Linked DNA regions of Mus musculus: all the other regions are linked to region 1. The links are chromatin loops, found by intact Hi-C in ENCODE. Cell type or tissue: left cerebral cortex. All regions are shown on one strand.

Evidence for each region. Hi-C counts contacts between places; a loop is a spot of excess contacts. Peaks named below come from ENCODE experiments on the same cell type or tissue, not always from the same donor. Only the 100,000 strongest peaks of a DNase experiment are listed, where the experiment ranks them.
Region 2: it touches region 1 in a loop (8-fold over the local background); 2 of 42 quality-filtered maps call a loop at or near these places.
Region 3: it touches region 1 in a loop (2.5-fold over the local background); 2 of 42 quality-filtered maps call a loop at or near these places.

The regions. Positions count from the first base shown.
Region 1 is chr9:46,699,431-46,707,430 of GRCm38, forward strand. No RefSeq gene overlaps it. Among named protein-coding and RNA genes, the nearest start is that of Gm22805, 73 kb to the left of the region's middle. In left cerebral cortex, no CTCF peak of the experiment used is centred here; DNase peaks (open chromatin) are centred at 3,302, 4,001, 4,501, 4,943 and 1 more place; H3K27ac peaks cover 3,109 bases.
Region 2 is chr9:46,629,340-46,637,339 of GRCm38, forward strand. The region is part of intron 3 of Gm31557 (a long non-coding RNA gene); the gene reads left to right. Gm22805 (a small nuclear RNA gene) reads right to left here and starts at 880; the gene lies at 774-880. In left cerebral cortex, a CTCF peak has its summit at 4,812 (motif pointing right); DNase peaks (open chromatin) are centred at 1,059 and 3,438; H3K27ac peaks cover 1,244 bases.
Region 3 is chr9:46,582,721-46,590,720 of GRCm38, forward strand. No RefSeq gene overlaps it. Among named protein-coding and RNA genes, the nearest start is that of Gm31557, 21 kb to the right of the region's middle. In left cerebral cortex, no CTCF peak of the experiment used is centred here; DNase peaks (open chromatin) are centred at 3,819 and 4,467; H3K27ac peaks cover 416 bases.

The sequences.
Region 1 (8,000 bases):
CCATCCAAATTATCACTTACATATAGCATCGTCTTCAGGAATGCCTTGATACTTTAATACTTTATATTTGCATGTAAATTTTACAGTTTTTCAGTTTCTACAAAATTATGAAAGACAATTATGTTGAGACTTTTAGGAGGCAAAGGCAGGTAGATCTTGTTGAGTTGGAGGCCATATTGGTTTACATAGCCAGGTCCAGGCCAGCCACAGCTACATAATGATGAGACCCTGTCTCAAAAAATAAATAAATAAAAAGGTGGGCATATTTTTTGGGGTGGGATTAAAACTTAAGTCAATTGGAGAAGAATTGAGAGCTCTTTAATGGTGCTTCTCCCAATCCAAAAATCCATCCCGCCACCTGCCACAGTCTTCTTTCACAGTGATAAGAGGATTTTTTTTTTTCCTAGAGGTCCTTGAACATCTTATGTTATATTTACTTTAGATGTTTTGAAAATGTCATTTAAAACCATTTTTGTTTGTTGGCTCTACACAGGCATACTATTCACATTTGTGCATTGAGCTCTGATTTCTGTGGCTTAGCTGAGTTAACTGTATCCTGTATCAGGAGTGCCTCGTCTGTACCATAGCAATAACACGCATGGGAACACTCCCTCTTCTCATTTACACATTTCTCTTCCTTCCCATCTAAAGCATACACAGTGTTGAATTTTATCAAATAATTTTTCTTTATCTCTTGAGGTGATCATGTAATTTCTCCCCCTTTTTCATTTATTCTGTTAATTGGCAAATTATAGTCAGTTATCTTGGTAGATTTTCAAATAGTACATTTTGCTTTCCTGGAGTCAGCCCAAGTTCATTGTGCTGCGCTATTTGTAAGTAACTTGTTTAGGATCTTTGCCTGAGAGAGATTGATTAGTAGGTTCTCTTATTGAACTATCTTCATCAGATTCCACAACCAAGATTTTATTGATTCCACAAATAATTTCTTCTATTCTTTGGACAACATATACAGGATTGCCTTTGCAGGATTGTGAGTGTGGTACCTGGGCTTGTACCCAGGGTCTTTCATATGCTGGACAGGTGCTATACCACTGAGCTACATCCAAGCCCTGTCTCTTAAATGTGTAAATGGGATTTGTTGGTGAATCCATATGTATCTGACTTATTCTTTGAGTGTTATATAAACTGGTTTGCTTTGAGTTCTAGGATTTTTCCCCCTAGAATATTTATAAAGAAAGGACATTGAATTATGTCAAATACCTTTTCGTATCTCTTGACATGATTTGTCTTTGTCTCTTTGTATCTCTTAGCATGGTGAGTTATATTATTTTTTGAATGTTAAACCAACCTTGCCTTCCTAGCCGTGGTGCATCATGTGTTTTTATATTGTTTTATCATACTTGCTCAAGATGTCAGCTATTTATAATTTTATTTTAATTCCTTCACTAACTTTTTTACTTGTTTGTTTGTTTGTTTGTTTTTCCGAGACAGGGTTTCTCTGTGTAGCCCTGGCTGTCCTGGAACTCACTCTGTAGACCATGCTTGGTCTCGAACTCAGAAATCTGCCTGCCTCTGCCTCCCAAGCACTGGGATTAGAGGTGTGTACCACCATGCCTGGCTATTCCTTAGCTAACTTATTGGTTGTAGCTGCATTGAACCATGTTAGTGATTTATTGAGAATTTATTTATATATACACCTTTAACTGATAGTAATCTGACTGTAAGATAGCAGGCAAAGAGGGGAGGTCAGAGGGAAGGAGGAGAGAGAGAGAGAGAGAGAGAGAGAGAGAGAGAGAGAGAGAGAGAGAGAAAGAGAGAGAGAGAGAGAAGAAAGGAGAGGGGAGAGAGAGAGGGAGAGACAGGAAAAGAGGAGGTGGGAGAGAGGTAGAGGGAGAGAAACAGAGAGAAGATGAAGAGGAAGGAAGAGAGAGGGAGAAGATGAGGAGAGAGGGAGAGGGGAGGGGACAGGGACAGATGATAGGAAGCATTGCATTCTTCACCTAAGGAAGGGTTAAAGCATTGCTCAGTCATGATGGGGCGTGGGGGTGGGGGATGGGGGTGGGGGGTGAGGGAGGTGGGTGAGTTCTGTGGAGAAGGTAGATACTAAGGCACCTGATAAATTCCTACTCATAGCAGATTAGGAGCTAAATAAATGTTGAATAAACATATGAACTGTGTAGCCCCACCTCAGAAAGACTCCACCACTTATTTATTTATTTATTTATTTATTTATTTATTTATTTATTTATTTATTCATTCATTCATTCATTCACTCACTCACTCACTCACTCAGTCACTCACTCACTCACTCACTCACTCACTTACTTACTTACTGTGTGTATGGGGGAGTTACCCCATTTAAAGGTCAGAGGACAACTTGTGGGAATCAGTTCTCACCGTCTACCACATGAGAACCAGGGATCAAACTCAGCCTGCTTGGGAGCGAGTGTTTTTTTCTTCTGGGAATCTCGCCGGCTCCATTCCACAATTTTGGAAGCGAGAACATCAGTTTGGTGTGGATTAAAACACATCGCAGGGACTCTATGTTCTCAGTGATCAGGAGAAAGGAACACGAATATCTTCCTTTCCCTACCTCATGTCACAACCAGCCTTACGTCCTTGTTAAATCCATCCAAGAAGCAGAACCGCTATACAGAATGTGGTGGGCACTCCTTCTTCATGCCCACTGAAGGTTTAGCAGGGTGGGCCCTCCTGAGCTCTCTGAGCCTGCCCTGTAGGGGGTGTGTCAGTTGGGAGGTTATCCAGGTTAGTCCTCCTTCCCCTTTCCTCCACCTCTAAGGCTGATGCTGCAGCCTTCCTCCCTGCCTGCTGTAACAGGCTCATCAGTGCCCTGCCTGGGGAGCTCAAGGAGAGCACCTCCCTCTCATCCCCAGGCAGCGCCAAGAGGACCGCTCCCACCAGCAGCATCCTGTAAATGGCGCTACTAAATATTTCATTCAGGCTTAACAACTCAATCTGCCTGCCATTATCCTGAGGGCCCCCGCAGCCCCCCAACCCCTTTCTGATTAACAAAGTAGCTGGCCGGGAAGATCTGCCGAAGCCATCATCGGACGGACGCTGTGTTAGCTGGTGCTCAGGGCGGGCTGGGCTGAGGCTCAGCATTAAGCAGGAAGCATCGATTGCAGCATTAGCTGGCTTTTTACATTCCCAGGCAGACAATGCAAGTACCTTCAATTATCTTCAAAGCAACTGAAGGGAAGGAAATTGGTCTTAGATGTGGTAAATAGACTCCACAAAGTCCGCTGAAGCATGCAGAGATGTGCGCACTGGGGACAGAGAGGCCTAGCCAACAAGCCCCTGCCATAGCTGCTCAGAATACAGACAACTATGGCAGGGGTCCCGTGCCTGTGAGAACATAAAAGGGTGTCCCGGCCAGGCTGTCAAATGCCAAGGCAGCTGTGGGAGAGATGTGACCCTAGGAGAGCAACGAACCCTCTCAAGGCTCATTTTCTATATTAGTGACTATTTGGGCTAATGGCAGCTACTTTACATGGAGCTGATCTTGATTTCAGGTTTCTGTCTTCTTCAGGTTGCCCACCTTCCCCTGCGCCCCCTCCCCTCGCATCCCCAGTTCTTAGCATGCGGTTAGTTGTGGGGGTTCAAGTCTACACTTCCCACTCTGCTAGCTGCCATTGACATTGACAGTGTTTGTTTTAGGGAAGGGGCGTGGCACCGCTAAGAGGCTGGTGAAAGCTTTGTCCATCTGCCCATGGAAGAGCTCACAACGGCACAAAAGAGTGGGATAGAGGTTTGAGCCTAGCCTGGACTACACCAGTGAAACCCTGTCTCAAAACCAAAATAATCCCAAGAGTCAAAACAAAAATAAGTGCCTAAAACACACAAAGACACAATTTCCCTGTGATTTCAAGATTTCAAAGAATGTAATGAGAATGAAGCTGGAATCCCTATACCAGTGTTTGCACCCATAGACGACGTGTGACTCACAATCGGAATATGTCTGCGGACTGCTTGAATAACTTCAAAGAGGCATTCCAGCTCTGTCTGTTTAGAATTCAATTCTATTCAAAAAGCATCCGGGGGAGTGCTTACTGTGGAGAAGGCTCTGGACTGGATCCTGTGGAGAATACAAGGATGCGAGTCCCACCCACAGGGCAGGGAATGAGACACAGAAACACAGGGCAGGGACTCTAGAGGTTACAGTTGAGGTTCATCCATTTGAAGGGTCCCCTTGCTGACCTTCCAAGAAACAACTCCCGGGGGTAAGAGGTTTGTGTCTTCCCGTTCAGGCTGACCCTGGAGATTTTAGTGGGCAAACATTTGGGACTGACTGAGAGAAAAGGAGAGTGCGTGGTAGTATGTGCTGTATAGGTTCTCACCCTTGATGCTGGGTAGAGCGCGAGGGCCCAGCAGCTAACACCTGCTCAGTGCTGTCCAGTACCCCTGCTGGGTTAATCTATTCAGCAGGGGCATCATTATGCATGGACAATTTACATAATTTCACCAAGCCTCTGATTGCAGGGCGCTCAAGTGCCTATTTTGGAAGCTGGCAAGAGAGTATGTCTTTGTCTTTTCAGGCCATGGAGAGGGTGCGATGTGGGAGGCCAGACCTGCTTGTGTAAAGCTGGCCCTGCTCCTAGAACTGGCTCTCTGGGGCAGAGTCTACGAAAGTGAGCGGAAGTTTCCTCTCGGGGGCTTGTTTCAGGAGAAGTAGCCCATTCCCACCCCAGCCTGTTTCCGTTTCCTTGCTTGTAACGACTTCCTTTTAAAAGGATAAAACCCCTCGTGGACGTTTTAAGGAGTTAAGTAACTATCAGCAATGGCTCCTGTTGGGGCTGTTTGGATTTGAAAAGAAAATACTGAGATGTAAAGATATCAATATTTAATTGTCTCTCGAAGCCTGCATTTACAGCAGGGAGTAGCAAGTCTTTTCTGAGTGCATGGGCACGTGTGCGTGTGCACCCCAGCATGTGAACATGTGTGCGTGGTGGTAGTGGCTGCCACGGTGGGGGTTGTTTAACAGAGGAGAAAATTTCAGGAGCCTTATGCATAGTCACTGTCATTTCTTATTTAACTCTGCTCCCCATCTCAAAAAGTAAGGGCTGACAGGGCATGAATTCTTTTTGATTAACTCAACCAATAAGTGCAGGACACTTGGGTGGCCCTTCTTTGCCCATAAGACAGAATGAACCTTATAAAAATAGAAGAAGTTTGTGGAGCTGCCTGATGCCATAGCTCCCACTCAGATGCTGGGCTGTGAGAAAGGCTGGCCTAGGCAGGGCTCATCTTCCCCCGCTCCAACCTTGCATGGTTCCTGGAACATGACAGATGCTCAATAAATCCGTGTTGAGTGGTTGTTGGACTCTTTAAGCATTCCCTCTAGCTTTGTGGTCATTTTCTGCCCACACGGCTTCTCCCAAATGCTTGGCAGTTTCCCAGAAAAAGACACATACATCCCAGAGAAAGAAAAGAGACTCAGAGTAGTTAATGGGGCCCTGAGAGTATAGAAAGCTGGACTAGGAAAAGGGAGAGCCTAAAGCCCTGTGATCTCTTTCACGTGGTACCATTAGAGAGTTTTGTATGAGACCCTGGAAGGAGCTTTTGGTCTTCTGGAGAGGAGAACTGTGAATATTCACCAAAGGAACGTTTCAGGGGAGGAAGGAAAATGAGGTTCTCCACCGTGGTGGGCAAGGACAAAAATGGTCCCTACCTCCTTGTAATATATGTTACGAGGAGCTCCTGCCTCTGCCAACAAAATGTCTTAGGCTAGGTAATCTGTACATGGTGGCTATTTCTTTTTCATAGTTTTGCATGTTGGGAAGTCCAAGGACAAGGTGACAGACAGCAGGCTGAGTGTTGGTATGGGTCTTTCAAGATGGCATTTTTGGGAGATTCTCTAGAGGGGCCAAATGCTTCAAGAGGCAGATGAGGTGGGAGGGGCAGAAGGGGCAACCCCTTCCTAAAGCCCCTTCTGAAGGGTCCTAACTCCATCAGTATGAACTTTGTCCCTTTTAAACCACCTCTTACATGCCCTGATCCTTAATACTATTATGTGGGGAATTAAGTGTAAATACATGAATTGTGCCCATACTTAATTTCATATTACAGACACCCCCATCTTATAAAGATGCTGGATAAACCTTTGTCAGGGGTCTTCAGGATTTTCCTGAGGTATCAGGAAAGAATAAAATGGCATGCAAAGTAGAAACAGAAAGCTCTTAAATGTGTCAATGATGCCTTCACAATGTTGAGGCCATACTCAGCTTATTTCCTTTGGAGGATCTTCACAGATTCCAGGGAGAAGTCAGGCAGGTTAGAAGAAGGGGCATGCTACCTCCATGTCTGTGGGTGTGTTTCCAAATGTATGATAAAAGAAGAAGAAGAAGAAGAAGAAGAAGAAGAAGAAGAAGAAGAAGAAGAGGAAGAAGAAGAAGAAGAAGAAGAAGAAGAAGAAGAAGAAGAAGAAGAAGAAGAAGAAGAAGAAGAAGAAGAAGAAGAAGAAGAAGAAGAAGCAGCAGCAACATGGGAGCCCCTTTTCTTACTTTCTAAGAAGGAATCTTCTAGAGTGCTTTTTGAATGTGAGCAATAGCTCCTCCCTCCCTGGCTGTGCAGACAGCAGTGACATTAGAACAACTTTCCATGTAATTCTTTACATAGATTTCCAAGGGATTTTTTTTAATAATATCATTTGTTCAATTCAATTCTAATGAATATGGATTAATTTTCTGCATTATAGCTATTGATCTTTGGCCATTGATCTGGAGAAGGGAGTATCTCTGTTCATAAATCCCTCCATTTGGACTGAGGGTTCCCCTGGGAGCAGAGATGGGGAGTCATAGGCAGAAAGAGATAGAAAAGCTAGAGCGTTGGATGAACTAGAGAAATGATTTGAGGGAGATGGAGAGGTGAGAAACATATTGGTCACTCCCCATCTGATTAATCCTTTGACTCTTCCAATCCAAGCCCCAAGGTCATTGTCTTCTCCTCCTCTCCCTCCTCCTCTTCTTCTTCTTCCCCCTCCTCTTCCTCAACTTCTTTCTCTTCTTCTTTTCCCCACTTTTCCAATTCCTTTATCTCACAAAACTTTTTCAGATTATCTTCTTATATAGTGCTAAAACCTCACATTCCCCAGACCTCTATTGCTTTATCTCTTAGGCCACTGACCTTTTCCACTGTGTACAAATCTTCAGTGTACTGTGTACTGCAAAACCCATGAAACTCAGAGAGCCCACTTCTTCTCTTTAGTACTTTTGACCCAACATCTAGTCCAGGCAGACTCACTTGTATGGTGAATGAGGTTTAAGATTGTAGTGGGTAAAGAATGGTCTTTTTTCTGTACCGTTAACCCACACTGAGTTCTTCCCATAGTTTGCGTTTCAACAGTCTACACTGGAGTAGACTGAGGACAAGCTTATCCCAGGAGACACTCTCTTCCTTCCTATCAGACTCTCTGTATCAATTTGCCAATCATGTTGCTCTCAAATAGGAGAAGGTAGCATTCTGTTAGCAGAAGTTTTGAGCAGTCTTTTCTTCTTTTCTTTTCTTAGACTTTCTACTCCAGCAGGCATTAAATGGATGGTGTCCAGTTATTAATGTGAGCACCCTGGGCCCAAATCTTGTTTCTCTTCTCATGGACTTCCTTCTTTTACAACAATTTCTTCAGGCCGCCTGTCCCAGAAGTTTCTACAGCCTATCTTCTACTTCTTTAGCTATCTATTTCCCTTTTCTGAGAACTGAGACATATAATGGCAGTGATGGTAGTAGAGGCATAGATGTGGATAGTGTTCTGTTCTGAGTGTCAAAAAGAGGCAACCTTGCTATTACAGTGGCACCGGTAGGATAGAGAGAGAGGAAAGGCCTTAGAGTTTGGGGACAACTTTTCTTTGCAAGAATCTTAGGATGGAGTAATGGATTGATGGATTAGAGAACATTCTAGTATAGCCTCTGAAGTAGTGCTGTTTCCACAGACTCTTGAGTTTAAAATCCTTCCAATTATCATCTGGACAGCACAAAGTCCTATTCTTGGCGCTTCATTCAAAGCCTGTCTTCCACCATGTCTC
Region 2 (8,000 bases), 70 kb before region 1:
CTAGTTTCAGTCCCCAGCACTGGGAAAAAAAAAAAAAAAAAAGGAAAAAGAAAGGAGGAAGCAGGAAGACTCTGGTTAAGTTTGGCACAGTGATGCACACCTGTGATCTCAGCCATCCAATGAGTCAAAGGTTCCTGAAGGATGATGGTATGGTCTGAGTGGCCTGCACTCCTGTGCCCTCAGCTACCCTTCCCAGCTCCAGGTGACTACTGGTCCACTCTCTACCAGTTTCCATGTTAATCTAAATGGATCTTTGTACCTGGCTTCTTTCACTTAGCATGGTTTTGAGGTTCACCCATGCTGTATGTAGTATGAATTAATATTTGTTCTTTATTATTATCTATTATCATGTTATCTAGCCACTGACGGGGCACACTATCAGTGCTGAGACCACATTCTTTCTGTGTGTGCTAGAAGTACCAGAAAACTCTGAAGCGTCTCATGCGATAACAAAGATATGTTGTCTAGAAAAACGTGACCGTTAAGGGAGAAGGAAGATGTCATGACTCAATGCAAGAGCATAGTACGATCGAGAGGCAGTTTCTTTCCACTTCTTGACCATCATGCAAAACACTGGTATGAATATTCATGTGCAGACCTTTGTGTGGACACACATTTTATTCTTTTATGGGTAAATACCTAGGAATGGAATATACTCATATTTTCTGTGTTTACATTTACTGTGTACTCTCTATTTAACATTTTAAAACAAAGCATGGAGCTGTATTTCGTTGAAGTGGAAAGTAGCTGCACTGTTTTGACTTCCTGACCGGAAATATGTATGAACTCTTCCTTTTTTGCGTGTCATCCTTGCACAGGGGCCATGCTAATCTTCTCTGTATCGTTCCAATTTTAGTCTATGTGCTGCCGAAGCGAGCACGAGCTCTTCCTTTTTTGCACATCCTCAAAAGCATCTCTTATTCCGTGTCATCCCCACCCCCCCACCTTTGTTGGGGCTGGAACACAAGATGAGGCCTCCCTCATGGTAGACAAGTGCTCAGCCACTGAGCTGTGCCCAGCCCAGCCCACTTGGATGGGAAGAAACAGGAGAGTGAATAGATTGTAGGTGGGAATCAGATTTACGTAGCCACTTTGGAAAATAACTTGGCACTGTGCTAAAATGTTAAGTGTGGAACACATAATATATGCAAATAGAGAGGGTATGATATACAACCCAGCAATTCTATCCCCACAGCTACTCTGGGTTCTGTGAGGTTCCATATAAACCAGAGGCCTTGTCAATTGCCCACAGAGAACGATTTTAGATTCACCCATGTTGTTTGTTACCTGACCCATTCCTGGTTTCCAGGAAACACGAGGCAGTCCTTTTTAGTCTAAGTCTTCAAGAAGGACCTAGAGTATCCCCAGTAGTAGGCTTGTTGCCAGGGAAGGTGGAGATTCATCTGAGAGATGAGGAAGAACAGCTCAGGTAAATGTGGCTGAGGCTCAGACGTTATCCGAAGTCCTTCTTTTCCAACCCAACCTATGCATCTCTTCACTTTGTTTCAAGCTCTGTGCTCTGAGTGGCAGTCACAGTACTTGGGGCTGGATTCATCTACTCCTCTGCTCGTCATATATGCCAGCCGTTTCCTCTACGCCTTTTAGTGTCTTGCATTCTGGGAAGTGACAGGGCAGGGTCAACTCATTTTGTGGAGAAGCTGCTATGGTCAGAAGGCCAAACTTAACCCGAAAAGTTCTTTTAGCCCATGGGTCTCTTTGTAACAGGTCAAGGACTTTTGAACAAAGTAGGTCTATTTTTTTCTTTGGGGATACCAGACTGGGGTCTGGATGCTTCTGTTTCCAAATAGCCAGGCATGGTCTCACACAGCACAGTTCCCTGTGGGCTGTACTTTGGGGCAACTGAAAGTCTCAGATAAGGCAAGGCTGCGCCTCCAGATCTTGCCTGCAGCTATATTTTAATCAATGGAGTGAGATCTCTCTGTGTTCACTTCATAGGCACACTTGGGAAACACCAGGGGGATTGGGAGTCTCCTGGTACTCATATATCTTCTGCTGAGTTCTTTTCTTCCTGCTCCACTTGCAGGAAATTGAGCTTAAAGAACAGGAGGTGGCTTTGCCCATTCTGCAAACCTAATTATTAATTTCCAGGCCCCATGGGTATACCATATACTCAAAGGGGCTTCCATTGCAAATCCATATTTGGTTGTCTTCAAGTGGGGGCACTTGGTAGGCTCACTGAGAGGTTGAGAAAGTAGCCTGTGTCCTGTAATGCTTGTCCTTTCTCTAACAACCTGTGGCACATGGCAACCTTGGTGAATCCATTGTATGTATGAGTCACAAGGGGGAAAGCTATACTTTAGTTGGTGGCATTGCTCAAAATAAAGACGAGCATCCTCTTGGCTCAAGATGGCCTCAGTACTCACTTGTGACCTTCTTAACCCAGTTCACCACACACAGTTCCACTGCTGGCCCACTTCCTTTCTGTATCTTCAGCAAGCACCAGACTCAAGCATCTTAAATGTCGTAAGCCTGCAGCTGGAGAGCTTTAGAATCTGCTGGTGTTTGAGTCTTACTGCTAGAGATCCTGGATATGCAGGGAAAACAGAGTCAAGGCTAGCCTGAGTCTGGGCTTGTGGCACGGCCTCGGAGGCTGAGGCAGGACGATCCTAAGTTCAGGGCGTCCCTGAGCTACCGGGAGTGTTCAAGGCCAGGCTTATAAACTCAAAGACATTATCTCCAAATAAAAACAGAGAAGACTAAGGCTGTAAGAGAATGGTAGAGAGATAGATTGCCTAGTGTCAGGAAAGCCAAAGTAGACAACATGAAAACACAAACCAGCAGCCACCACTAAGACCGCAACACCCACCTGGGAACTGTAAGAAGCACCAGGCCAGTGACATTTTGATGAGAGGTAAAGTCAACCTGGATGTATTGTACTTCATCCAATCTAAGACGTCACTGGCTGAAAATGCACACTTTTAAAATATACGCCGAGATGGGAATAATGATGTCTGCCAAACTGCAGCCCTCTACCTATTGTCACCTGTGTCCTGTTGCATTTTTCAGAGATAAAATGTGAAGAAAGTACATCTCTGACTCCATGGGACAAGATTTTCACTCAACGAATCGGCCTTTAAAGTAGTCCCTTGGAAGGGGTGATTTCGTACAGATTCCTTTAAAGTGGCTTTCTTTCTAACCTGTGGAATGTTTCTTTCACCTTCGAAACCCATTTTCTATTTATACAAGAAAATCATAGCATACTGGAGCTGGAGGAGACATTAGCGACCATCCAGACAGCCCCCCAGATCGATTTAATTACACTTACACCTTGTTTCAGACTAAAAATGGTGTTTCCCGGCCTTAATCGCTCACGCTGTTCACCACTCTTGGCTCTGGATAGCTTTGGGCTGCTTCCAGCCGTCAAATCCACCCTCCCTGGTTGAAGATCTGCCACCAACAAGGCTATTTAAAGTCGTAGCAGGTGCTTCCAGCAGCTTCCCGAATGGGAGCTGAGTAATGGGGTGGGTATGGCAACCATGTGGAATAAGTCCTTAGCCTCAGTTTGAATAGATGGTGTGTCATGATTAGTCATCTGGCCAAGCCTTGCTCCTGAGAGCGAACTGCTGGGAATGGGATTCGGGGGCACCTTACAGACAGGCTCCACTCCTTACTAATAACACAAGGAGAAAAACTTGACACAAAATGTAATCTAATTTACACAATACAGCATACAGTCCTGTCAGAGGGAACCCGCCAGGGGTCCTTGTCATGTTTTACAGAGAGAAGTTAAATCCTAGAGAGAGAAGCTGGCTGTGTCAGGGTCACAATAAGTTGGAACTGGGCTCAGGGTAGTAGAGGTGCTCGCTTGTCTCCTTGGGCTGGGCTACCTCCCCTCTCTCTCTTTACCATGTTCTCTAACATCTATGCAGCTCAGGAGTTAAGGGGATGTTTGGGTAGAAATGGGTCAGCTCACCAAGGAAGGAGGTTGGCTTTCTGGACTTGGGAGTACGCTCAGTCTACATAGTCTTGTCTTTCTGCTTGGCCACATCTATGGCTCTAAGGGGGAAGCACAGAGCACGTTCAAGGGGGCAATAAAGCTCTTGTGCTGGGGGCTCTAGGCAGGGTGTTTTCCACCTAATATAACTGAAATGATAGACTTGGTGAGGAATGCTTCTGTAGGAGTGAAGTGGGGGTGGGATGGGGTTTTTATTTTGTTTTTGTGTTTTTTGTTAGAATATTAAACATTAGACTTTATCGTGGCATTCTCAAACCTAATCTACTTTGATCCTTGCACTCCGCACACCCATGCTTCTACCTCCCATGCATACACTCATTCCTCATGCACGTGTTTACTATTGCCCTGCTGCCTTCCTGGTGCCTCTTTCCCATGGTCCCCTTTCAGCCTAAACCCACATTCATACCCACATATACGCATATACATGTCCATATACAACACACATCAAATGCTAGGATACACATATAAGAGAGAGTATGGGTATTTGTCTTTCTGACACTTAGCCTAAAAAAAAAAAAAAAAAAAAAAAACTGGCTTAAAAAAAAATACTGGCCGGGCAGTGGTGGTGCATGCCTTTAATCCCAGCACTTGGGAGGCAGAGGCAGGCGGATCTCTGATTTCGAGGCCAGCCTGGTCTACAAAGTGAGTTCCAGGACAGCCAGAGCTATACAGAGAAACCTTGTCTCGAAAAACAAAACAAAACAAAACAAAAATACTGGCTTGTTGAGTCACTTCACTTTATACAATAGTTTCAAGATGCGTACTTTAAGAAGATTTATTTTTAACTAGTTGTATGCAGATGCGGGCCTATGACAGTTGCAATTGTGCATTACCTGGAGAGGCCAGAAGAGGGCATCATACTCTGCAGCTGAAGTTGCAGCTGGTTGTGAGCCTTCCTGAGGTACAGGTGCTCAGAACGGAGCTCCAGTATTCTATGAGAACAGTTCATGCTCTCAACTGCTGAGCCATCTCTCCATTCCCTAAACTTTCCATAACAGTAGGGAAAGGCAAACAAGAGAACAGATGATTGGTGGGGAGGCAACCAAACTTGACCCTGATGATCAACTGGGGCAACCCAACTTGACCCTGATCTCTCTTCTCTCCTGCCTCTGTTATACACTGATATGCCCATTTTCTCATGGAGCTCACTGCCCTTCCTCTACCTTCCGTCACTACCATTGCTAACATCCCTCCTTAATCCTGTAAAGACATTTGTGGTGCTGCCTTGCTAGCGACTTTTGGGGTAATGCTGTCTCAATATTGGAGGACCAGATCAGGAATAACATCACCACAGGACGATGGTTCTCAAAGTGTCACCTTCCAGCCATCATCTGGGGACTTGCTAAAAATGTACCTACTAAGTCTGAAATACTAAAGGTAGGACCTGAAGTCTGTTTCCACAAGCCCTCTAGGTTGTTGGATGGAAGCTTAGTGGCTACAAAACTCCAGAGCTAGGGTTTTTCAGGCCTAGATAAACTTTAGAGTCACCTAGCAAGCCTTAAAAAAAATACTAGTCATTTCCCCTGCAACCACTTAACCTAGGGATCTCCATGCTTGCGTGTAGAACTTTAAAAATCTTTCTAGGTGATTTTCATGCATCATGGAGGTTGAATAAGAGCAAGGCAGACAGCCTAACGTCTTAAAACAGTCTCAGAGAAGGAAGGTTACTTGTTGTCTTTGGGTTTTACTGCTGTGAACAGACACCATGACCAAGGGAACTCTTATAAGGACAACATTTAATTGGGGTTGGCTTGCAGGTTCAGAGATCCAGTCCATTATCATTAAGGTGGGAACAGAGCAGCATCCAGGCAGGCATGGTGCAAGAGGAACTGAGAGTTCTACATCTTCATCTGAAGGCGGCTAGGAGAAGACTGGCTCCCACGTGGTTAGGAGGAGGGTCTCATTGCCCAGCCCCACAGTGATACACTTCTTCCAACAAGGCCACACCTACTCCAATAGGGTCATACCTCCAAATAGCGCCACTCCTGGGCCAAGCATATTCAAACCACCACACTTGCAGAGGTCAGAAAGTTGGTACAAGCCTTCCTTAAGCTTCAGTTCCCTTTCTAGAGTTGCTAGTGTTTGGAGCACATGTGGGGCTCTGAAGCTCCTGGGTCACCCAGAGTCTTGTTCTAGCTCTCTGCCTTCATTGGACCCCAAGCCCAGGTGGAGCCTGGCCTAGCTATCAGCATAGGAGTCGTTCTTCCAGACTGTCTTCCGCTCTGCCTTCCTGCTTGTGGGAAGTACTCTGAAGAAGGAGATGAGACCTATGGGAGCTATTACTCCCCTCCCTGACTGTCCTGAATCTACTGGTAAAAGCCAGAGGGTCATAGTTGTAGAAAATTGGTGTCTTTACTCAGGCCAGCCTGGGACACCTTTGTCATTTCTTCCTGAGGTAGAGGACTGTTCTTCTAGGGATGTAGCTTGTACCTGCCTTCAGGGACGTTCGGGTCTCTCCCTGTGCCTCCACTCTTATATTTTTGGTCGTAAGCCTAGCTTTTAACAGCTGAGCCATCTCTCCAGCCCATGTGTCTCCACTCTTACACAGTGTCACAACCCAGCAGAATTTTAGTAAAGAGAGCAGAATAGGAAAATGACACAATTGTACCCAGAAGAAGCCTCAGTCGGTCACCTGGGGTCAGCCCCCCAAACCAAGGTGAGCCCTCTAAACTAAGATGAGCCCCCAGACCAAGGGGAGCCTCCTCAAATAAAATTAGTTTTACTCAGATGAAAATGAGAGCATTGTTGGGCACCCCTTCCCCCATGACAGATAATTAGGAGTCTTAATTAAATTGAACTTTGTCTAAAAGTAAAATTGGTTCCCTGGTGTTATGCAGGAAGTACGAACGGTGTCTTGTGGCGTGGAAAATGACAAGGAGAGGTCAACACGAAACTCAACGTTTGCATGGGTCACAGTGTCAAATGAGCCAGTTATATGTGGCCTATCAGGTCATTTCTGGGTCTAGACCAAACCCATGTGCACGTGTCTGCTGCAGGCCAGGGCACTGAGAGGAGAGGCAGAGTCTAGGTCCATCCACCTGCCCCTCAGTCATATTTGGTACTTGTGCCATGAAAGCAGCTGGCTTCCTGGCACCTGCTGCCTGGCAGATGGGCCCTGACCTTTGTAGCAACTAGCGGTGCGTTAGGTAAACAAGACCCCCTGCCCCTTTCACTTTCCTTCTCCTGCTGCCAGTGAGCTCTGTTTTTGACAGGCTTGGGCCCAGGAGACTGGTGAGTTGATAGTGGGGGCAGGAGAGCTGGCACCTGCTGAACTGGGGGTGGGAGGCAGATGGAGATTGAAAATATGGCCTTTCACCCCAGCCAGATTTGGTCTGTCCACAGGAACCAGAGAGTCCCTCCACAGCCAGCCAAGAAACTCTGAGGATGTTATGGGGTGGCTGAGGCTGGCAGGAGAGAAGCAAGCTGAGGTAGATCGGGTCTGCAGCCACATGCCTGATCTTGCCACTGTGAGAAATTGGAGCAGATGCTCTGTTGGGAGGATCCAGGGGCATGCAGCCGGGCCAGGTCTACTCCCCCGTTTAGCCTGATGGATGGCTCCTTTGCTGCTAATGTGGTTAGGGCCGGCAGTGGCCTGGAGAGTTACGTGTGCTGAGACTGGCCAATACAGGGTTTGCTGTAATCACATTTGCCTGTGCACAGAAGACAGGGTGCACAGTACCCACCCAGAAGCCCAGAGGACATTAGTTAAAGTCATTTAGAAATATATATATATATATATATATATATATATATATATATATATATATATATATATAAATTTGTGGTTATAGCTTTTTTTACCTTATTATTATGATTATTTTAAACAATCAGTTTACTGCCCAGGGCATACACAAAAAGGATAGATCTGAGGCTGCATTATGGAAGAATGCCCAGGCACCTTGGATTTAGAGGTGTGGTGATATGGGAGGTGGTGTGGGAGGCGACCCACTCTGCAGGTGGAGCAAATACTCCATGCTGTGCTGCCTGGTGGAGAATACTGAGCCCGCTTCATTTCACGGGCCTC
Region 3 (8,000 bases), 120 kb before region 1:
GCATCCCAGAGGTAGTATTGACAGGAACAGCAGCTAGAAGCCGATGAGGTGGTGTGAGGTGCAGGAGTCTTGAAAACAATTCCATTTCTCATCCTTGTAACAGGAACTGAGTATGTCCTTTTTCTGTCCTTTCTGAAGATCAGAAATGGCAGAGGTACTGGGGTTCTCTGGTTTCTGGCCTTGTTTATTGTTATATTTCTTCTCTTTTGTCCATAGCTATCTGGAAGCTTTTTGTGAGGGTGTAATTGAAACTGAGGCGCATACACAACCAGTTCACCCCATACACTTCAACCCAGCAAAGCCTTGTTAACCTTTAGATGGGACCCTGTTGACAAGCCATTGCCTAGGACCCACTCTTGCTATATAAGAACTCTGCCTGTGAGTCTATAATAAATTCTCTTAAGGTCTCCCGTGAGTCTATAATCAATTCCTTTCTAAAAGCTCATCCTCTCCATTGTCCATGAAATTCATTATTCAAATTCTTAAGACTAAGGACCTGGAAGTCTCTGCCCCTCCCTGCCTTTAGGTATTGCCTACTATAGGCAAAGAAAGGTTCTATAACTTTCCATACCCCTTGTCAACCAATGGAGTTAGAGAAGAGTTTTGACACCAAATCAAATGGAATTGTGTTTATTGCCTGAGTGGTTTGAACAAGAATGGCCCCCATCAGCTCAGATATTTGTAAGTTTGGTCATCAGGGAGTGGCACTGTTTGCAAGGATTAGGGAGTAAGGTCTTTGTTAGAGTAGGTGTGGCCTTGTTGGAGGAAATGTGTCCTTGGGGTCAAGCTTTGAGGTTGCAAAGCCAGTCCCAGAGGCTCTTGTTCTTCCTGCTGCCTTCTGATCTGGATGTGGAACTCTTAGCTACCCTGTCTACCTGCATGCCACCATGCTCCTTGCCATAATGATAAGGGACTAAACCTCTGCAACTGTAAGCAAGCCCCAATTAAATGATTTCTTTTATAAGAGTTGCCTTGGTTATGGTGTCTCTACACTGCCATAGAACCCTGCCTAAGACATTGCCAAACAGCCCACAATTTAAGGGAAGATTGTATTTGTGCCTTAATGTGCTAGTAAGGTGCTCTCTTAGTTACTTCTCTATTGCTGTGCTAAGACTCCATGGCCAAGGAAGCTTATAGAAGAGTTTATTGGGGGCTTATGGCTTCAGAGAGTGAGTCCATGACTGTCACATGGTGGTAAGCATGGTAGCAGTCAGGCAGGCATAATACTGGAGCAGTAGCTGAGAACTTATGAGTTGAGACAGCATTTAGCTGCCATGACAAATGCTTGAGAAAAATAACTAAGGGAGGATATATTTGTTTTAGTTCACAGTTTTAGATGTTTCTATCCATGGGAGTTTAGCTTGATGCTTCTGGGTCTGTGGTGAGACAGATTATCAAGATGGAGAAGGTGCAATGGAACAGATGTGCCTAACACATGGAACGGGGAGGGGTATCTATATCTATAACTATTAATACCCATCTATCTGATTATGTATACATACATATGTATGTATAAATGATATAATTATATACATATATATGTATGTACATAAATATGTGATGGTTTTTATATACTTGACCCAAGGAGTGGCAATATTAGGAGGTGTGGTCTTGTTGGAGTAGGTGTGTCACTATGGGTGTGGGCTTAAGACCCTCATTCTAGCTGCCTGGATGAAAATGTAGAACTCTCAGCTCCTCCTGAACCATGCTTGTCTGGATGCTTCCATGCTCCCGCCCTGATGATAATAGACTGAAACTCTGAACCTGTAAGCCAGCCCCAATTAAATGTTGTCCTTTATAAGACTTGCCTTGGTCATGGTGTCAGCTCACAGCAGTAAAACCCTAAGACAATATGTGTGTGTGTGTGTGTGTGTGTGTGTGTGTGTGTGTGTGTGTGTGTGTATGTATACAGATAAACTCTGAGCATCCCCAATAATGGCTAACAGCAAACTTAGGGCCTGGAAGATGCAGCTATAAATACAAAACATTGGCCTTTGCCCTTAAGCAGTTCCTAATTTCAGGGAACAGTGGCTCAGAGCAGTCATGTGCTCTTAACATTGTGCAAAGGAACATCTTCACAACTGCCAACCATTCTGAGGTTTACAGGAGCTTTTGATCAGTGTCTGGGCACAGGACCGAGTCCTTAGTGAGCCACCTTCATCTTGGGGTGATGTCTTAGGCACTTCTTTATTGCTGTGATAAAATACCACGAAGAAGGCAACCTTTAAAAGAAGATGTTTAATTTGGTTTATAGTTTCAGAGGGTTAGAGACATGTTGGTGGAGCAAAGAAACAGCTGAGAGTAGCTAATATCTTAATCTACAACCAGAATGCAGAAAGAGAGAGAGAGAGAGAGAGAGAGAGAGAGAGAGAGAGAGAGAGAGAGAGAGAGAATCACATGCATTTTTTGAACCCCCAAAGCCTGCTCACAGTGACAAGCCTCTGTTGGGAGCCGCCCCCACATTCGCCGTCACAAGATGGCGCTGACATCCTGTGTTCTAAGTGGTAAACAAATAATCTGCGCATGTGCCAAGAGTAATTTTCCACTACATGTACTCTGCCTTTACTCGGCCATGGGCTGCAGCCAATCAGGGAGTGATGCGTCCTAGGCAAAGAATAATTCTCCTTAAAAGGGGACGGGGTTTCCGCCATTCTCTCTCTTACTTGCGCTCTCTTGCTTGCGCTTTTGCGCTCTGGCGCTGGCGCTCTGGCTCCTAAAGATGTAAGCGGGGGGCTTTCGTTTTTGGGCTTGGGGGCTTGCGCTCCTGCTCCTGAAGATGTAAGCAATAAAGTTTTGCCGCAGAAGATTCTGGTTTGTTGTGTTCTTCCTGGCCGGTCGTGAGAACGCGTTTAAGAAGCCTCCTTCAACAAGGCTATATATCCTAATCCTTCCCAAACAGTTCCATCAACTGGGGACCAAGTATTCAAATCTATGAGCCTACAGGGGCCAGTCTCACTCAAACCAGCACAGATGGTGTCTTGGATGTGTCAGATTTACTATGCTATAGTCTTACTATTATATCAAACACTAACCCCAATGTGCTGAAGGTATTTTGAAGATGTTATTAAAGTTCATAATTAAGTGACTCTAAGGAAATTAGTTTAGGTTTTCTGGAAAGGGCAAATCCAATCGGATGGAAAGCTTGATGGTAAGGGAGAACCTTCCCTTAGAGAAGCAGCACACATTTCTGTGACCTGCATCCTTAGCTTGGGCCTCAGCACTCTGGTGTGTCCTTAATGATAGTCTGTACTAATGGGTTTCAGACTTACTTATCCAGACTTCACAATTCCAGGTCAATTTCTTGTCACAAGTCTCAGTATATGTCTCTTACTTGCTCAGCTTTTCTGAATGAATCCTTTTTAAAAAAAATTCACTTAGGTATAGATTTTATGTGTATAGACTTTATGTGTTTTGGCTGCATGTATATATACCTGCACCACATGTGTGCCTCGTGCCCAGGAAGGTGAGAAAAGGGCATGGGTCACTTGGAACTGGAGGTACAGATGGCTATAGCTGCAATGTGGGTGTTGGGAACTGAACCCAGGACATCTGCAAGAGCAACAAATGATCTTAAGCACTGATCTCTCTGTCCAGCTCTCTGACTGAATCGTGAGTAATAGAGATTTTGGTAGCAGAAGTGGGGTGAATGTATTTGCATTTTGCTTGTCGTGTGGGCAAGAGCAGAACATATGGTCATAGGCTAATCAGTGTTCCTGAGACAAAGATGTCCATATTCTGCTTCCTGAGACCTGTGAATATATTCCTTCCCACGGCAAAGGAGAATTAAGGCTGTCCATCAATTAAGTCTACTGACCAGTTGATCTTAACATAGGGCTTCTGGTGGAACTACTCATCAGAAGGGCTCTTAAAAGCAGAAGGAAGAGGCAAAGAAAGCCAGCCAGAGAGACAGCCATGTGGGGAAAACATAGCCCAGTGCTGCTGGCTTCAAGGACACAGGAACCAAGAGCAGTAGAGCCTCTGGCAGTTGGAAAACACCATGGCTATAGGTTCTACCTTTGACTATTAGAGGGAACACAGTTAGGCCGACAGATAGATTTTAATCTAATAAAACTCAGTTTGAACTTCTGATCCCTGGAACTGTAAGATAATAAAATTGTGTCGTCGGGAGCCACTAAATTCACAATTGCTTGCTGCAGTAACACAGAAAAGGACAAGCCCTAATCCCTCAGCTCCCAGTGAGCCATCAAGCCTGGGCAACACCCGGGGACAGAGAACCTGCTTCCTCTCTGCTTCCTTATAGGTCAGCGGGCTGGCCTTGCCCCTGGGCCTCCTTGAGCCTCCCTCCCAAGGTGCTGAGAGCAGCCCTCCAGCCTTTGCCCCTGCCCCGCCCCTGCAGCCTAGATAGATCTGGAAAGATCCAGAGTTTGCATCCTGTTTAAGAGATCGGCCCGTTCTTACTCTGCACAGCAGATGTACTGCCTATTTATAGGCCCCCGATGCCCAACAGACATTTAAGAGAAATTATACAATACTGCCTTTTATACCCTTTTTACAAAAGTGCTTCATTCTCTCTCAAGTTCATGAGTCCACAGGGATGGAGGCGCTGTAGAAGCTCACATGATCATTCTGTCAATTGGTTATCTGAAGGAAGTTTTCCCTTTGCACCGCTCACTTCCTCTTTCAGAAAGATGTCTAAGGTACATGTTTACAGTACCTTCTGTAAGAAATCTTTGCTCACACCCAGGGACAAAACCAAACCAAACCAAACCCCCTAATACCTGTCTCAAAAGAGATGAGACAATGGGAAAAGACAATGACATCTTCTTTTCCTCCCTGCCTCCTGTCCTTCTGTCCTTCTGCAGATCGGTACAGCTGCAACAGCTGCAGGAGCTGGTACTTGTATTAGTTTCCCAGGGCTGCTATAATGAAGTAGCACAAGCCAGATGGCCTAAAATAACAGAAACTGATTTGGAGCTCTGGAGATCAGAGGGCCAACATCAAGGCGTTGGCAGGATCCCGCCTCCTCTGGGACTCTGTAAAATAGTCCATCTTTGCCTCTTCCAAGGTTCTGGTGGTGATGAGCAGTTATTTCAGCCTCTGTCTCTGTTGTCCCATGGCTGTCTCCCTGTCTGTACCTCCTTCTACTCTCTCCTCCTACGCATGTGCCCATGTAAATAGCTTTCTTATTCCAAGTCCACCAGTCCATCAGGGCCTTTACTCTCCTATGACCGGATCTTAACATCACACATGCCACCGTGTAGTAACTCCATAATGCTGGTGAAAGGAATTAAGAGACTAGGCTAAGAGACATGGACAGATTCTGAAGGAAGGAGATAGCAGGTCCAGAATTGGTGGCTAATGGGGTGAGGAGGCAGGAGAGTAAAAAAAGTCAAACATGGTCAGGTCTCCAACCTAGGCAACTAGACAGAAGCCCAAGGGTTCTTCCCATTTGTCTCCCTTTATACCTACTCCTTTTCTATCTCTCCTTGTATCCTAAGTTCAGTGCTGAGCCCGTGTCATGCCTAACCACATTTAACATTCGTTTCTTCCCGAGTGAGGGATCTAAGCATAGTGGGTCTCACAATCAAAGGAATTTCGATTCAATAGCAAATACAATCATCCTGGTTTGCACACTATGAAGCCGCACTTCATCATGATTTGTTTCACTTTGTGTCTCACTTGGTCCTCACTACATTAGCCATCTCCTTTAAGTTCCCAGCGACACTGTAGGATGCTTGTATGATCCCTTCTCCGCAGATAAGCAACCATCCCGGGCAGAGTTAAGAATAGTGACAGTTATGACCTGTTGAGTTTCCAGTCAGGCTCTGCACAATGTGTTTTATGGTTAAACCACATTGCCACCAGATAGGATACATGGCTGCCCACATAGGGAGGGAAGGGAAGGCCCCTGAAGACTCCACCTTGGAGCACTTGACCTCACATCACTCAGAGAACAGAGACCATTCTCCTTTGCTCATCCAGAGCCCACATCCAGCTCTTCCCATTTGGTTATTGTATAGCACGCAGTCCTTGCTTGTTTGACCTCTGTTCCAGCATCATCAAACTATCTGTGTTCCCTCAGAAACACTGGGATAGAGCTAGGCCTGGAAAGAGGTGAGTGTAGTTCCCAAAGCGTGAGACCAAAGGAGGCACCTCAGCATCCTGTAGTTTCAATTTAACCTCTGAGATTGTCATCTTCCTTCACTCTATCCCTTGACTGTTGTGTGGCTTCTTCACATTGTCTTCTTCACATTTTTACTATCAGGAGTGTGGCTCATGTTAATCCTTCATGGTGAGTTAGGATTTGTCTCCTCAAGGAAGCTTCCCCTGGCCACCTCCCAGGCTAGGACAGTGTCATTCCTCTTTGGAACTCCAGTCATGCTGGTTCTGTGGCTTTGTTATTACCCTTCCACAAAGGATGCCAGTTACTTGTTCCTTTGTCAGCTTCCCGAACTTGGTTGTGATCCTCTTAAGAGCTATATTATTTATCCATCTCTTCTTCACTTAGCACAGTAGTTGGCATACAGTAGGTGATTGTGAACTACTAGCTAAATAACTGTCATGGGCTGAATTTTATCCTTGCCAAGTTCATGCTGAAGTCTTAGAGCGGCACCTTCCCAAAAAAGAGAATCATTAGAATACGTATACGTGCATAAGAATAAACATTTAAAGACACAGATATGAGACAGCTATTTATAAGCCAAGTCAAGAGGCCTTTGAAGAAATTAACCCCAATGGCATATTGATCTTGGGACTTGAAGCTTCTAGAACTGTAAGATGATAAATTTCTGTTGCTTAAACCTTCCAGTCTATGACATTTTGTTATGGTAATTCTAGCGAACAAATATGCCAGCCAAAGAACAGGTCCCTAACGCCATGTACAGGCCTCATGTTGCTTTAATATTTTCTCTATTCTTATATCTTTTCTTCTCAATCAATCAACTCCAGAGGAGAGAAGATCTCATTTGTCTCTTTCCCATGCAGAACTCAGCCTCTGGCTGTTCACACAGTCATTGCTTTATAAATGCTTCCACTGTTTGTGTTGTTGGGAAGGAGGGACAGTCCTTGTCTGTTCCTGGGGCTAGTATTCATCTTCATTATAGGGAAAACAAGGCTCCTCACTGTGGAAGGTGGTACCCGCTAATCTCTGGGAGCCCTGACCTGGAGCTTTCAGCTAGTCCACAGCTAGGGGACCAGAAGGGCCTTGGCTATGTATTCCCAATGTGCCTGTCATGGGTGAGACTGCATCCAGGTAATGATGAGTGCATTGAGAGCCTGTCCATGGGATGAGCATTTCTGGACAATGGGGATGCAATGTTGAAGGAGATGAACCAGATGGCTTCAGGCTGCCTCCTGAAGCTCACACCCTCATGTTGTCGCTTGGGAACTTGACCATCGTGATACCCTAATTTTAAACACAACTCATACTGTCACCCAGCTTCCTGCTTTGCCAAGCATGATGACACTCATTAGCCCACTGGGTCCTCTCCAAAACCTTTGTGCAGTAAGAATTATCATGACTACTTTTCGTAAATTCTAACAATTGATCTTTCCCCGTCCTTTAAACGTCTTTGACATCAGGATTCCAGTTATGGTGGAGGATACAGCATAGATTAGTTGGTAGTTCCTGTTTTCTTTTTCCGTAAAAGAAAAAGGTGGGTGGTGAATCTTGAAGTGTCAATGACATCTTTTAATACAGTATGGGATGATCCCCGCCTTTCAGAAGATGAAGTGCAGTTCAGGGAGCCTCAATGGCCTTACACAGGTCACATGACTATATTATCTCCTAGACAGCCTAGGGGTCCTAGACCAATTAGGGCTACATGAGGAGCCATTGCACACGCTTGACCAGAACCTCTGCTCATTGCTCTTTGGAGGTTGGATCTTGCAGGAAAAGGAAGCTCTGTCTTCTCCCAGGGTGGACTTCAAAGGCAGCCTAGACCCTTCCTATGCTCCACCACAACAGGGGAGCTGCAGGAGGGCAGTTGTCATCTTTGATAACCACCCAGGATGCATTTTCTCTCTTCAGCATCCATGAG